Regions from separate parts of the Homo sapiens genome. Here region 1 is linked to region 2. A link is an interaction called in ENCODE POLR2A ChIA-PET data of the cell type or tissue named here. Cell type or tissue: IMR-90. All regions are shown on one strand. Region 1 has its middle 90 kb from the start of LAMA2. Region 2 overlaps LAMA2 (laminin subunit alpha 2).

Region 1 (2,500 bases), 550 kb before region 2:
CATTTCTCAGAATCACTTTGTATATTTCTTACCATATTCCATGTGAATGATCATGTCATCTGGGAACAAAGACAGCTATATTTCCTCCTTATCCATGAGGATGCATTTTATTTATTTTTCTCACCTTATTGCATTGGCTAAAATTTTCAGTACAATTTGAGTAGAAGAGTATATTCCCTCATAGCTCCTGATATATAGTGAAAACATTCAGTTTTTCCTCATTAAGTATTATGTCACTACAGGTTTTTCATAGATGCCTTATCTGTTTGAGGAAATTTCCCTGAATTTCTAGTTTGCTCAGAATTTTTAATATGGATGGATAATAAATTTTGCTAACTGTTTTTCTGCACCTACTGGGATGTTCATATAACTTAACGGTTTTATTTTGTCAATATGGTGCAGTATATGGCTTGATTTTCAGGTATTAAACCAACATTGAATTCCTGAGATAATCACTACATTTTTCACTTTTTCATTGTTGTATTATATTTCTCTATATTACTAGAATTGATTTGTCTAACATTGCTAATTTTATCTAAGTTTTTCATCTGTTTTCCAGTTGGATATTAATGTATAGCTTTCTTCTTTCCTTCCTTCCTTCCTTTCTCTCTCTCTCTCTCCTTTTAAATAATTTGGCTCTTTTTCATATCAGGGTAATGTTGGTTTCATAAAATCATTTAGGCAGTGTATTTTCTGAAATTGTTTTCACTTATTGATATTTTCTTTTTCTCAAAGTGCTTGATAAGATTCAATTGTAAACTCTTGGTTCTAAATTTTTTTGTGGTAAAGTGAATTGAATATACATTACATTTCTTTAGTAAATTTAGGGGTATTTATGTTTTCTATTTTTTCTTGAGTGAACTTTGATTGTTTATATCTTAGAAGAAATTTTTCCTCTTCATAAAAATTGTCAAACTTGGTGTCAAATTTGACACATCAACTTGATCATTTATTCTTAAGTACAAGTACAATTATGCCTGTTTCTACAGTTACTAAAGGCAAAAACCATATGATTATATCAATAGATGAAGAAAATGCTTTCAATAAAATTCAACATATATTTATGTTAAAGACTCTCAGTACACTAGGTATTGAAGGGACATACCTCAAAATAGTAAGAGCCACATACAACAAAGCCACAGCAAACATCATAATCAATGGGCAAAAGCTGGAAGCATTCCTCATGAAAACTGGCGCAAGACAAGGATGCCCTCTCTCACCACGTATATTCATATAGTATTCTCTTCCTATTTGGATGCCTTTATTTCTTTCTCTTGCCTGGCCAGGGCAATCAGGCAAGAGAAAGAGATAAAGGACATCCAAATAGGAAGAGAAGAAGTCAAACTATACCTGTTTGCAGACAACATAATCCTATATCTAGTAAACCCCATCAACTCAGCCCAAAAGCTTCTTAAGCTGATGAACAACTTCAGCAAAGTCTCAGTATACAAAATCAATGTGCAAAAATCCCTAGCCCTGCTATACACTAACAAGAGTCAAACCAAGAGCCATGAATGAATGGCTCAAATCAGAAATGAACTCCCATTCACAATTGCCACAAAAAGAATAAAATACCTAGAAAAACAGCTAACTAGCGAGGCAAAAGATCTCTACAAGGAGAACTACAAACCACTGCTCAAAGAAATCAGAGGTGACACAAACAAATGGAAAAACCTTTGATAGGAAGAATCAATACCATTAAAATGGCCATACTTCCCAAAGCAATTTATAGATTCAATGCTATTCCTATTAAACTACCACCGAGATTCTTTACAGATCTAGAAGAAACTATTTTAAAATTTACGTGAAACCAAAAAAAAAAAAAAAAAAAAAAAAAAAAGAGCCCAAATAGCCAAGGCAATCCTAAGCAAAAAGAACAAAGCTGGAGGCATTATACTACTCGACTTCAAACTATACTACAGGGCTACTGTAATCAAAACAGCATGGTACTGATATAAAACAAACATATAGACCAATGGAATAGAATGGAGAACCCAGAAATAAGACTACATACCTACAACTGTCTGATCTTCAACAAACTTGGCAAAAACAAGCAATAAGGAAAGGATTTCCTCTTCAATAAATGGTGCTGAGATAACTGGGTAGCCATATGCAGAAGATTTTAAATTAACTCAATTAACTCATACAAACATTAACTCAAAATGGATTAAAGACTTAAATGTAAAATCTAAAACTGGCCAGTACAGTGGCTCACGCCTGTAATCCCAGCACTTTGGGAGGCTGAGATGCGTGGATCACCTGAGGTAAGGAACTTGAGACCAGCCTGGCCAACATGGTGAAACCCTGTCTCTACTAAAAATACAAAAATGAGCAGGGCATGGTGGCACATGCCTGTAATTCCAGCTACCCAGGAGGCTGAGGGAAGAGAATAGCTGGAACCCGGGATGAGCCAGGCATGGTGGCATGTGCCTGTAATCCCAGCTATTCGGGAGGGCTGAGGGAGGAGAATAGCTGGAACCTGGGAGGCAGAGTTTGCAGT
Region 2 (2,500 bases):
GAGAAACATCAACTGGCTTACTCTTAAAGAAGCCATGGGGGCTGGGCACGGCAGCTCCCGCCTGTAATCCCAACACTTTGGGAGGCCAGGGCAGGCAGATCACGGGGTCAAGAGATGGAGACGATCCTGGCCAGCATGGTGAAACCCCGTCTTTACTGAAAATACGAAAATTAACTGGGCATGGTTACGCATGCCTGTAATCTCAGCTACTCAGGAGGCTGAGGCAGGAGAATCGCTTGAACCTGGGAGGCAGAGGTTGCAGTGAGCTGAGATGGTGCCACTGCACTCCAGCCTGACTACAGAGCGAGACTGTCTCAAAAAAAAAAAAAAGAAAGAAAGAAAAAGAAAGAAAGAAACCATGGGAAGAGAGTATCCAGAAATATCTATCAATGGCTACAGAAAACCTACATATGAGGCCTGATGATTGTAAGTTTTGCTTTAGCAACAAAGATCTTATGGGTCATCCTGGTATTATGTTTAATGGTGAAACCAGAAGCCTGTTTAAAGGGAGAATGGGAGATGAAGAAGTAGAGACCAGGAATGTAAACAATGTCTTTTTAAAAGCTTATCGAAAATAGGATAGAAATTGTCAAGCAATTTGAGACCTCACAGATTTTTTTTTTAAGACAGGAAAGGCTTGACCAATTTCAAATATTAATGAGAATGAGCCTGCAAAGGAGGGAATAAAGATGGTGGAGAAAATGGGGAGGCAGGAGGAAAGGAAACCAATTTAGGAGTGGAGTAGCTTCAGACAAAGGACGGAAACAAATGTCAAAGGGATGGAAAATAATGTGGCAATATACTGAATTGTTTGCCAGGAAACCAAGGGAGCATCCAAATTAGAGCTTTCTTATCTCTTAAAGTAGGGTAAGGTGTAGAAGTAGAAGATTTGAGATTGGCTGGGCACGTTGGGAGGCTGAGGTGGGTGGATCACCTGAGGTCAGGAGTTCAAGACCAGCCTGGCCAACATGGTGAAACCCCATCTCTACTAAAAATACAAAAAATTAGCCTGGCGTGGTGGTATGTGCCTGTAGTACCAGCTACTCGGGAAGGTGAGGCAGGAGAATCCCTTTATTCAGGAGGCAGAGGTTGCAGTGAGCCAAGATGGTGCCACTGCACTCCAGCCTGGGCGACAGAGCTCTGTCTCAAAAAAAAAAAAAAAAAAAAAAGAGAAAAAGAAAAGAAAAGAAAAGAAAAGACTTGTACCTTGTCATATTGGAAAACCAGATTCATTTCACATTGTTATAAAATCTGTAAATGTCACAATATAATTTCAAATATAACACCAAAAATGTAAAAAATAAATGATCTAAAATTCACTGTGGCAATGTCATAGTTTCACTGCAAGAAATAGCATAAACTCTCAAAAAGAGTTAATAGAAGTTTTAAACAAACATTAATTCCATGGCAATATCTGTGGTGGAAATGACGTCAGCTATTGTTTGTTGTGAATTGCCACACATTCCCTACCAACAATTGTCTGGCCATTAGAAGACACATGAAACATAAATACATTCTTCTTGATTGACTAAATGAAGCAGAGCCCAGTCTATGGGATATCATCCAAGTTCAAGCTGGCGGCTTCGTGGCTCCAGCTGAGATTATCAGGAAGTCAATTCACTAACATGTCCATCTAGTTTGTAACTGACTTTTTTGTTTCTCAACTTTTCTTTCGATATTGTTTATAAGATGTAAGTCACTATTTTGACCACTCCAAATCCTGTCTTATAAAATCCAGCTAAAATTCAATTCCAAATTCCCTTCTTCCTTTTTCTCAACTCTCAAATGCAAGGATCGCATTCCCACAAGATAACATTCAATGTTGCATTCTTGCTGCCATGTTTATTTTTTGTCAGGTGGTTTTTTTAAATTATTATTTTCCCAAAGTCTAAGTAAATTTCTAGAAGGTAGGATGTTCTTTCATTGCCTGTTTCAGTGCATTCCATGTAGCTCTTCCTAACTCCTTATTGCATAATTGATTATTGTGTTAAATATAATTCTGCTTCATGAAAATTTTAATTTGAAGCTATTTGCACACTATTCTGAAGCTATTCTCATTTCTTTGTGGAAAGGTGTTAAAGGGTATCACCCCAATGTCTCTTATTATGCAAGCATAAGAAAGAAGATATCGATCTGAGATTGCTAGTTTTAGATTGACTCCTCTGTATTTATGAAGAACCACCTACATCTATGCTTTCCACCTTGAGGTGGTTTCAGAAAGCCCACTAGTGGGCATGTGCCAAGGCCACAGTATTTGTAGCACCTTTTTCTAACATCTCATAGAGCTAAAACCTGGGATATGAAGAAACATAAATGCCTAGAAGAAATAATAAATTTTAGAGACTCGAAGTCTATTCCCCAATTTAGAGTAGGAGAAAAATTTACATAGAGATTGATTCAGGGAAAAGAGAATAGCAACTCTTATTGTCAGTGTAGCTACGATAGCACAGTATTAGTTTCTCAAATCAAAGAGTTCCTTTAAAAATATTTATATCAAAGA

Evidence for each region. ChIA-PET counts read pairs that join two places held together with the same protein. Peaks named below come from ENCODE experiments on the same cell type or tissue, not always from the same donor. Only the 100,000 strongest peaks of a DNase experiment are listed, where the experiment ranks them.
Region 1: POLR2A ChIA-PET joins it to region 2 with 12 read pairs; 2 of 35 experiments call an interaction of 5 or more read pairs at or near these places.

Annotation. Positions count from the first base shown.
Region 1 is chr6:128,791,779-128,794,278 of GRCh38, forward strand. No RefSeq gene overlaps it. Among named protein-coding and RNA genes, the nearest start is that of LAMA2, 90 kb to the right of the region's middle. In IMR-90, no CTCF peak of the experiment used is centred here; no DNase peak of the experiment used is centred here.
Region 2 is chr6:129,339,684-129,342,183 of GRCh38, forward strand. The region is part of intron 29 of LAMA2 (laminin subunit alpha 2); the gene reads left to right. Among named protein-coding and RNA genes, the nearest start is that of ARHGAP18, 370 kb to the right of the region's middle. In IMR-90, no CTCF peak of the experiment used is centred here; a DNase peak (open chromatin) is centred at 1,488; H3K27ac peaks cover 614 bases.